2 separate regions of the Mus musculus genome follow, and region 2 is linked to region 1. A link is a loop called in an ENCODE intact Hi-C map of the cell type or tissue named here. Cell type or tissue: heart. All regions are shown on one strand. Each heading gives the region's core, and the rest is flanking DNA. Links, peaks and the distances in the headings are about the cores only. Region 1 holds the start of Gm35510 (a long non-coding RNA gene). Region 2 overlaps Slc2a1 (solute carrier family 2 (facilitated glucose transporter), member 1).

Region 1 (5,370 bases), core at 64-5,063:
GGGCATTGATGTCACATGCTGGACCTTGCTTTCCTGTCTGCCAAATGGGCACTTTATTGAGTTTGTAAAGTGACTGACAAGTCCTGAACCTCTGTGATTGGAAATGAGCTAACGAAAAACAGCCTTCAGATTTGCTTTCCGGTTAAGAAAAGTTTTCACTTAGCATTCAGTGAATACTGCCTTCTATCGCTGACCCTGAGTTAAATAATGCTGGGTGACCGTGGCCACAGGGACCAAGGAAAAGCAGCTCCCTTGGTCTGGGACTTGTTGGTGCAAGTACACAGGCTTAGTAACAGGAATGTAGGGAAGAGGATGCTGAGGGAGCTGAGGGGGAGGGGCAGCGCTGCACGGGACCCCAGTCTTCCTCTGAAGCAACCAAGATGTGTTCATATCTCCTTTACAGACAGCACAACTAAAGCCCAGAGAGGGAAATGCCGCCCAAGGTGGCCAGGCTTGCCTTCAAGCAGACGTCTGTCTTATGGCTCCAATCACCATCCACCATAGCAGTCAGAAAGAGGGAGGGGGCTGAGTCTAGGGAAACCCTGTAGGGCCTGTGCTGAGCACTGTTCGGGAAGCACAGCATGGCATCTCTCTCTCTCTCTCTCTCTCTCTCTCTCTCTCTCTCTGTGTGTGTGTGTGTGTGTGTGTGTGTGTGTGTGTGTGTGTATGTGTGTCCTGGCTTGGGCCAGGAGCTGAGCACTGTTCCTGATTCCAGGCAAGATGCTACCTGAGCACCCCAGGGTCAGAACTGTGACATTCTGCTGCAAGTCCCAGCCTGTCCTGGAACTCACTCTGTAGACCAGGCTGGCCTCGAACTCAGAAATCTGCCTGCCTCTGCTTCCCAAGTGCTGGGATTAAAGGCGTGCGCCACCACTGCCCAGCTAAATCTTGGTCTTGAGCCCTGAGCAATGGGGTCTGCGGTTCCAGTCTTCATCTGTGCAGTGGCTACAGCATCCCTCGGACCTGGGTATGGTCTAGTGCCTCTCCAGAACACCCATAGACTACTTCACCAGGCTGCACGGTACCTCACAACTGCTCTCTGTGCTCCCCTCCTAAGAGTGAGGACTCCAAGCCAGGTTGTTACAATCAGGGCACCTGGGCACCTCTCCGCAGAGGACTGAGGGGAGCCCACATCACAGCCACAGGAGTCCCACACTGTACTGATGAGGAAACTGAGGCAGGCACAATCTCCTGGCACTCTTCCATCTAGTAGGGACTCAGTTGGTGCTCATAAGCTTCCTTTTCTCTTATGCCCTCAAACCCTATTCTGGGTGGTCCTCTGACCTACATTTGGTGGCTTTGGAGGGGGATGGGAGGTCACTCTACAAAGACTTGGGCTGTGAGGCCCTAGGAGAGGGCAGCTGCTTGGAAGAAAAGACTTTCCTCCCAAATTACCTTTGTTCTCCTCCCTCAGCCCTGGGTTGCCCACCCCCTTTCCAGGCAACAAAAAGCTATAAGTTGGGCAGGAGGGGGAAGGGAAATGACCCCCCAAAAGGTCATTCCGAGTTCATTCTCCAGCTCTGCTTGGCTAGAGGGGAAGAGCTGACCCACCTGCTTGCGTGTGTTGTCAGGTGTGGACAAAGCCTGAAAATCTAATCATGTCCTGTGTGAGCACCTATAATAGAGATGGAGACATGCAGTGGTGACTTAGGATGTCTTGAGTCTCCTCTTAACCTCATCAACGCCACCCCTCCCCATCCTGTTTGGGACCAGGTTTCAGAAAATCTTGTGCCACTTAAAACCCGTTCATCCAGGTAGTCAAATGGCCTCCCCATAAGGCATTCCACAGCCAGTACCAGAATGAACACATCAATCCAATCCCGCCCAGGGGCCTGAGGCAGTCCCTGTACTCGCACAAAAGTGGGGGGTGTTGTCAGGACCACCACGAGGTCACCTCTTCCCTAGCCGGCCTAACCTAGGGCTGTGCGTTGTGAGGCTGCGCTCCCCTAGAGACCCAAGTCCGGTCCATTTCTACATCTGGGCATGAGCCATGCCGCCAGAATGCAAGGATCGTGGCGCCTTCCTCGGGTGGAGAACAGATTCCCTCCTGGGCCCCTTCTCCCTACCCCCACCCTCACCCCCGCCTCCACCTCCGGGCCCAGCCCTGGCGCCCGCCCCACACTAGCGGCTTTGTTACCTGGTAGACTACGAGCGCTACGTGCAGTTCGGGCCAGGGCGGAGACCCGGCACAGGGGACAAGGGGGGGCGCGGGCCTCGGCTGGTTCCCCGCTTCCCCGCCCCCTCCTCACACAGCCCAGCCCCGGGCTGCCGCCACCCCTAACAGGATCTTGATGAAATTGGGTTCTGGCATGTTTTTGCCTAGCTCCAAGTTTGGAAGTTCAGGCCTTGGGGCCCCTTATTATTATTTTTTTTTCTTGTGTTCCACCCACCTGAACAGCCCCTCAGGCTCAAAGAAGCCATACTTCATTTTCCACTCAGTGTTTAGGCGACCCTCCTGTGTATACGATGGCTCCCCCCACCCCCACCCCCGTCAGTCTGTTTAAGTCTGCGTCCCAGGCCTAGCTGTTTCTGGGACGCGCCCTTGGGTTCCCGGCTTCGGTCAGTCTCCGAGCGTCCTTTGTCAGATCTCTCTGGTCTACACTTGTCCCTCCAAGATCTAGGCGCACAAGCACTGGCGCAGGCTGACTTGCCAAATAGATGACTTCAATAGGTGACCGAATTTTTGGAGTTGAGACCAAAAATCCTGTCCACTGCGTGGATAGCGGGCATTTTCTGTGTCCCTCAGGTCACGCTCAGCTGTGCTGTCCATCAGGACCTCTGGCTTTCTAGCCTCACCCGGACTGGTTTTCTGCCTCTCTCGAAACAAGCGAAAACCTCCCTTCCCAGGACCCACCTCCCTTGGAGAAGCCAGGTCTGACCCTAGGAGGTTTGTGGTGGTGAGCGGTGCACCTGCTTGTGCCAGATCATCTACTGGAAATGTTGCCTTTGTTTCTACTAACAACCCAGTAAGGTGAACCGAGGGCCTGTACCAGGAGGGTCTGGGATGTAAGCTCTACTGTAGAGACTTCAAAGGTCAAAAGAGACGGCGGGCTAGTTCTTTTCTCCACAGATTCTCTCGTCCTCTTTCTCCCAGGTTATCCCCCGCGGGTCACGCTGCTCCTCTGAACCTCTCCTCACCTTTCTCCTTTCTCTTTTCAACCCTGAGCAGGGTGGGGTGGGATTCCCGCTCTAGATTAGTTCGGGTCCCCTGTGGCTTACAGCCTCAGAGAAGAATTTCGAGGGAGGATGTGCAGGGCGTGGAGAGAGGTGGGGAGAACTGTAAGAATGTGGGGCTCTGGAGGCAAAGGAGAAAGGTGGAGAGAGCGGTGAGGGATGACTTTCCCAGGGCCCTGGGAAGCAGGGGCCAGCTTGAATGACAAAGGTTCCCTGGAGAGCAAAGGAAAGCTCTGGAGGATGGGAAAGGAGGAGAAGGAGGGTCAGAAGGGCGGGGAGGAAGCTGCAGTGGGCGCCCATCTGCAGCTGCCCTTTCAAGTCCGCTAAATCCTTAACAATGAGAGGAACTGACCAGTGGACAAAAACGGGCAGAGGACGATTAACGTAGTTCACTGAAGAAATACAAAAACCTTGTAAAAACATTAGAAGTCCAAAGTGCAAATGAAAAGGAGATTCTGGGGTTTCCTCTCCATACAACTGGTCAAAACAATAGCAGGCAAAACAGCAGATGTTGGGGAGGTGTGGGGAAGTGAGCCCCTGTCTGGTTGCAGGAGGAGGTAAATTGCAGTCTCTCAGCGGGGTCCCCGCAGCCGGAGCTTCACACAGGCTACGCTTTGATTCGGACGCTCAGGTTTAGTAACTCTATTTAGTAAACCCAAATCAATCAAAGATCTATTCTGACCTTACGTGTAGCTGGGCGAAGCTAGTGATTTCTGTAAATGTTCAATGGAAGGGCACTGGGTAAGTGGATTTATGCCAGGTTCACAGACGGAGGTCTATATACAGAATTGAAAAAAAAAAGTGTGATGTGGAAGAATATTAGATATAGGAGGAAACACTCAAGATAAGCCAGGGGAGAGCGGAAGTTATCAAGCAGCATGGCTCATTTTATACAATGTCTACATAAATCTGCACAGGGCTGCATCGGACCTGAGAACTGCACCCTTGGCTCTCTGATCCGAGTCCAGAGACAGCCTTTCGAGAAAGACTGTGGCAACTGCACAGAGGAAAGATCCCACATCCAAACCAAACTGCGAGGAAATTCAAAATAGTGACCGTGACCGGAAGAACCCATGTGCTTTTAGTCTCCTTTTTACTTTTGAATCATTTCCCAAGTTTCTTTGATAAAAACGTGGTAAAACATACAGACATTGACTGTTTTTCGGGGTTGGGTAGAGGGCAGGTAACTCATTGTGGTGCTGGTCTCCTGGGGACCAAGGTCCTCATGCCTGGTGGTTTAAGCCACAGTGTTTCTCAAGGCTGTGGAAGCTGGAGGCTGAGACCAAAGTGCTGGCAGAATTGTTCCTCTGGGTCACAAGAGGATGTGCTCAGGCCTCTCCTAGCTGCTGGCTTCTTTGTTTTGTGGCTTCTTGTGAGTCTTCCCATCTTCCCTCTCTGCCTGTCTCTTTCTGTGTCTAGTCATAAAGGACAGGGCGGTAGGGATGTGTGCTTCACCGTAATCTCATTTTAATTTGAATACCCATATAAAGACCTTGTCTCCCAATATGGTTACATTCTGTTGTATACAGGAATTTGACATGTGAATGGAGGGCAGGAGACTTACCCTCCCCGGAGCCCTGTTGATCCAGTGTGTTCCCTCTGAGTTGAGTGTGGCTGGAAGGTGAGAGGGGAGCCATTTCTAGAGGAGAAGGCCTATTCTGGTTCTTCTTGGATTTGCCTCTCTGTGTGACCTTGACTTCCTCTGGGCTGAAAGAGGATGTGCCCAGGCCTCTCCTGGCTGCTGGCAGCCCCTGGGCTTCTTTATCTTGTTGCTTCTGGTGAATCTTCACATCTTCCCTCTCTGCCTGTCTCTTTCTGAGTATAAACTCTGGGCAACAGTTTCATCCTTTGTAGATGGGGGCTGCTACTCTTGGACCCTCCGGACTTGTACAGATGGAGGGGATCGGTGGGAAGGGCTCTGCTGAGGGTCTTAGGAACTGTCTTCTTGCTCCCTTGGGTCTTCTCAACACCCTCAGGGATTGTGCTGCTACAGGGACAGACACATAGAGCTGGCTCTTAGCTGTGTGGTTCCTGTGAGCCCCAGTGTCCTTACTAACAGCAGATGAATAAAGATTGGCTAGAAGGTTGAGACAGAAGACTGGGAAAGCTGTGTCCGGCAAGAATGCTCAGAAGGCAGGAGGGAGGGAACTGGGGATGTCAACTTGATGGCTCTGATGTTTTCTCACAGCCTGGATT
Region 2 (5,370 bases), core at 197-5,196, 48 kb before region 1:
TGGACAGACTAACACCGCTGCGTTTGGCTCAGGAATGTCACTCCATCACGGTCATTCTCAAGTCTGGCTCCTGTCCTTTTGGACAGGTCTCTTATGAGTATTGAGAGAATGGCTGCTCTCATACATGCAACTCACTCGTTTACCTGTCCTCAGACACAGCGAGCAGCAGGTCTGGCCACCTTCACCCCAGCACTGGCCTCCCACCGTTTCTTACTAGCTAGGAAGTCTCCACATCAGACAAACCCATTCCAGCTTTGCTTGCCCCCACCTCCTACCCCCCAGTCTCCCAGGCTCCTGCCCAACAGCTGCCTCCTAAGGACTGCCTAACCTACCTCCTTAGCTTTCTCCTCTCCTCTACTGATGCCTTACAACATGTTTCTAAAAGGAATCTGGAATGATAATAATAATATAAAAAATCCCAACACAAACAGCAACCTTAGGCAAGCCATCCAGCCATTAGGACTTCTCTCTTCTCTACCTACCAAGTCTACTCTCTCTCCCTTCCTCTCTTCAAACTAATGCAAGGAGACATCTTCACACACTGCACATCTAACTGCTCTTTGCAGCCACAAAGCCACCACTGCTATTTCAGCAGTCCAGTTTAGACTGGGTCTCTGCTCCTTTACTGGAGTGTGAGCCTATTACTATGACAAGCACTGCCCTTACAAGGACAGTGGAGAACAAGCTTGACAAAGACCCTCATCCTTCAAGACCTCAGATCTTCCCTCCACCTTGTGAAGTTGCCGTTTCTGGGTCCTATATTCTATACTAGCATTTTGGAAACAGGGTCTTATGTAGACCACACTGGCCTCAGACTTGCTATGTAGCCAAGGTCTTATGTAGAACTCTGGAGCCTCCTGCCTCCACTTCTTACATCTCCACGGGGATTCTAGGTGTACAGCACCATGCCCTGCACTCCTGTTTGGTTTTAGATGTCAGCTTCTCTTCCTAGGGTCCTTTCCATCTGTCACTGGGGATGTCCAAGAGCTGACCTTTGCTCTCTTTACATCACAGATCTTCCCCCATGCCCACCCAGATAGCAGTGACCATCATTCACTCACTCTTCAGCCTGTGAACAAGAAACCACTCAGATCCTCGAGGTGGCCAACAACCTCGTGCCTATAAACTAATTCCTGATACCTTACACCTACAGACTAACTAACTCCTGCCGCCTTGCACCTACTAGCTGCTCCCCTGAACCAGACATGTAAAAGCCATTTTTGAACCCTTTTCCCTCATGTCCCCATACTGAACTTTGACTAAATTACACTTATTTGTGTATGGGGGAGGATACATGTGTATTCTGGCATGTATGTGGTGATCAGAGGACAACTTGTAGGGATCTCTGTTCTTGTCTTCTGCCATGTGGGTCCTGGGAACTAAACTCAGGTTGTCAGGCTTGGTGGCAGGCACCTCAGATTCTGGTCCATCTCTCCAGCAGGCAGCATTTGTTCTTATGGCATTAGTCTGAGTGTCTGACCCCAGCTTACACTCTCAGATCCATCTACTCCAGGTGCATTAATATTTCCAAAGATGCAGATCTGACCAGATCTAACCTCCTCCACAGGCTCAAAGGTCCTCATGATACCCCCTCCCCCCACCTACCCATCTGGCTATGCCAGGACAAGATAGGGGCTGGCTATGCTGTAGATCCAAGATGCTCATGCAAGGACTATAGCGGACCAGTTCTGGCTTGCTGTGAACTCCCAACTTCTCTTCTCCCCCAGCCTACCTTCCTGACATGCCACAATACTCATCCTTCACAGAGGATGTGGCTCTCTGCAATCTGGGCATCTTACTGACTCCCCTGCAGGCCCCCCTGCCCTGCCTTGCCTTTAGAGCATTAGCTGTCTAATTAGCTGTCATTAGCTCACTGTGACCTCAGTTACGACAGGGCCTGACCCACCGCTTGTCAGCTCCGGCTACCCTCAGAAATAGTTAAGGAGCTTGCTTGGCATCCCAAACCAGAACCTGGGTGGTCCAGGGACCCTCAATGTGCAGCAAGCCCATCTCCCTACTTTTTCCCATCTTGTTGTATAGACTTTACATCTGCAGATTCCCCCAAAACAGCTGGCTGCAAAGGACACACTTAGGTGGGAGCTGTCTAAGCACTTAGTAAAAACAAGGTTTGGGATTTGTTCCAAGCATGGGCTCACAGTTGCCATGTTAGATCCTGGAAAAATCCCATCAGGGCTGCTGCAGCTCAGCATGACTCAGCAGCCAAGCCTTCCTAGGGACTTGCTCCCCAGCATCGGGCGTGGCCCCTACAGCCAAGCTCCGCCTACTTGGAAGAAGCCCAGCTCTGATTCTAGTCTGGTGCCCTGGTCCCGAGAGAGGCACTCTCACACTCACTGTCTAGCCTCCTCAGCCTGGGTAGTGAGCATGTCTGACAGGAGGGCTGACTACCTCTACTCCATGAGCCCTGTGAAAGTGGGAATTGTTAAAGGACAAGAGAGTGGGTCAGGAAAGGAAGGCAGCCTGAGGCTATGGAAACAAAGAGCTTGGCTGAGATGCCACCATTCACCAGTACATGACCTTACCCACAGGTCATTTCATCAGCCTGAGTCTGTAAAATAGAACTCACCACCAACGTCATAAACACACGTAAGATGCCCAGTGTAAAGGAGGCGCTGCGACAGCCTCCAGGTCTGTCCCTCACCTGTGTTCCTCTTCTCTCAGAACAAGGAGGTGAATGCCACAGTCATTTCCAGTCTAAACACCCAGAGAGAACACAAGTGGGGGCAGATCTGAGGTGTGCAATGGGGAGAAGGAAGCCAGGCCGAGCTCCTGCAGCACCTCAGGGTGAGATGCCATGTTTACTTAAATTGACCTGGGACCTCCAGGGACAGGAAGCCGTTACAGTCTGGAACTGGACTATGCTGTAAGTGGCTGGCGTGTGAGAACATAAAAACTGCACGACAGGGTGGCACTGGGGAAGGCTCCTCTTCTCTGACCATTTCCCCCACTGCCTGCCCACTTGCCCAGCAACAGATGTGGAGCTTTCAGGAGCCCCAAATACTATATAAATGAAATTCCACTATACTGATCAGTGTAAATGTCTGTGCTGTTTGGGAAACAGTCAAGACAGCCTACCACAGTAGCACCATTCTATGGCCCTGGGATTCTAGAATTCCAGCTGGGAGGGAAGATGGTCAGTTGATGTCAATGATGGACACCGAGGTGGCACCATGAATGTGTGTGGGTGATGGTATATATGGGGAGTGGCATAGCACACTTACCTTCTGGGGGGCGTTGATGACACCAGTGTTATAGCCGAACTGCAGTGATCCGAGCACTGCTCCTCCCACAGCCAACATGAGGCGGCCCGTCACCTTCTGCAGGAAGAAACCACAGGGTTACAGGCATGTCTGGGCCCAGAGTACTACAGAGCAAAGTCAATGCTGGCAGGTTCCCATGTTCAGATATGCCTCGCCTGACTCCTGGCAACACATTTGTCCTTCTCCCAGGAAACCTGGCTACTTCCTGGCCTCAGGTGCCCAAACCTGCCCAGCTGACTTCTAGACTTCTCTGAGGAGAGAGAGCAATCAGGTTTTTCTTTATGCAGTTAGAGAGCCTTTGGCTTTCCAAGGTCTCACTACCCAGGTAGGAGTGATACTTACATTTCAGGTAGCCCCACATTGTGGGAGGAAGAGGAACCAACCTTCCCTCCCTCACCAGGAAGGCCAAACTGAATGAAAGGGACAGTGCAGATGGGGAAGAAAGGCTCTGGATTCAAAGCCAAGGGCAATGGCCTGAGTCTAGCCAATAGGAATTCTTGCAGGCTAGCTGGGTTTCCCTGCCCCACTGCCTCCCTACCCTCCATGTGCCTATCTGCAAAATGGGAACAGTCACATTGTTCAGCACTGGAGACATGACCCTGCCCTTCTCTAGCCTTCCTACCCTTCACTGGGGAGAAAACAAAAGTTCTTGAGAGCTCAGAGCAAGAGATCAAAGTTCCAATCTACTCAGGGGTCTGCAGCAGCGTCAGGATCAGAATACAGGGCCCTGGAGTCCTCACTGAGTGCTCCTCACACCAACGCCCCCACCCCTACCCCCTGCAAACCATGAGCTTTCATTTCAGGGTGAATTGTACCAGATAACAGAAATACGATTCAAAAAGTACATGACCCGAAGTGACTAAGGGACAAAGGGTTGAAGGCAGCAGGAAGGGATAAGGCCAGCAGGTGAAAGGGCCTGTTTACACAGAGGTGGAAGGCCAGTGAGGTGTCCACCTGAATAGACAAAGTTAGGGACTCTCCAGCTCTTCAAACGAAGAAGCCAAGAAATATAACTTGAGGCAGGCCCTTGACTGGCTGTGGGAAAAGAGAGCTGGGGACTCATGCCAAAACCAAAGAAATAGACCAGCATCTACGGATGCAGAACACCCGCATGGCGCTGGGCTGGGCGATTCGGGTCCAAGAGGGAAGCCTAAGATCAGGAGCCGTGCGAGACTCTGTCTAGGATAGTGTGTGATAGTTTTAGCTGGGTTTCAGCCTTGTGTGAGCGTCTGGGCCTGTCTCCCCACAGTACCCAGAAGCTGCCCTGACTTCTAGATTGTTAGATAGAGCTGGGCGTAGCCCTTAAGCAGACTTGTTCCCAGGTCTTCTCATTTTCCAGAAGCCTGAAAGACAAGGACTGCCAAAGCTATAGTTCTCACATGAAACTCTGAGAAAGAGGAAGGCCTGTGTCTGCTCCAGTGGACACAGAATGTTGGAGCCTGCCTTCGAATGGTCTGTCTGTCTGTTTCTCCTTGACTGACCTTGCAAAGTCATTCTTTACTGCGCCACTTCCCTTCAACTCCCATCCTCTGTGAACTCAGTCAAAAGGCATGGCCTCTCACATCTCCTGTCTCCCAGCTCTCTAGGGAGCCTCCAGACCCAGTGCTGCGGGGTGAGTGGGCAGGGAGTACATGACAAGCTTCTGGGAGCCACAGCCGAGCCAAGAGTCATCAGGTGACCAGTGGGACTTATGAGGCTGTGGTAAACATCAGTGACAGAGCTCAATGGTGACAGCTGAGCCCCACCATATGCTGGGCTATCTGCTGAGTAACATGCTCAGGGTTGCTCAGGTGTAATACTTAGGGTATGCAAATATGCATTTTTCTAGTACACATTAGAATAAAAATGATATTAGCACATACCTATGGTTTAGTGAGCTGTGGCATAGCAGTATAATGGAATATATAAAGGATACATCTGGATGGATTGGTTTGGGACATTCTCCAAGTTACAAGGACAAGTTTAAAGCAAGCTTGATCAGTATTCATATCGAATGCCACCTTTGATATAAAAAATTGGAGGGAAGAATATGAAGAATGACTTAAAAGCATGTACAAAAAGAACAATGAAGGTTGGGTATGGCGGCCCACAC

The links. A loop is a pair of places that touch in the nucleus more often than their neighbours do. Peaks named below come from ENCODE experiments on the same cell type or tissue, not always from the same donor. Only the 100,000 strongest peaks of a DNase experiment are listed, where the experiment ranks them.
Region 2: it touches region 1 in a loop (1.9-fold over the local background); 1 of 42 quality-filtered maps calls a loop at or near these places.

The regions. Positions count from the first base shown.
Region 1 is chr4:119,069,841-119,075,210 of GRCm38, reverse strand. Gm35510 (a long non-coding RNA gene) reads right to left here and starts at 2,210. Exons shown (of 3, transcript XR_868067.2): 1 at 2,138-2,210; 2 at 1,552-1,615. In heart, for the core only: no CTCF peak of the experiment used is centred there; no DNase peak of the experiment used is centred there; H3K4me3 peaks cover 2,087 bases; H3K27ac peaks cover 5,000 bases; H3K27me3 peaks cover 648 bases.
Region 2 is chr4:119,118,356-119,123,725 of GRCm38, reverse strand. It overlaps Slc2a1 (solute carrier family 2 (facilitated glucose transporter), member 1), which reads right to left. Exons shown (of 10, transcript NM_011400.3): 2 at 3,240-3,335. Among named protein-coding and RNA genes, the nearest start is that of Gm12867, 11 kb to the left of the region's middle. In heart, for the core only: no CTCF peak of the experiment used is centred there; DNase peaks (open chromatin) are centred at 2,265 and 4,935; H3K4me3 peaks cover 674 bases; H3K27ac peaks cover 3,449 bases.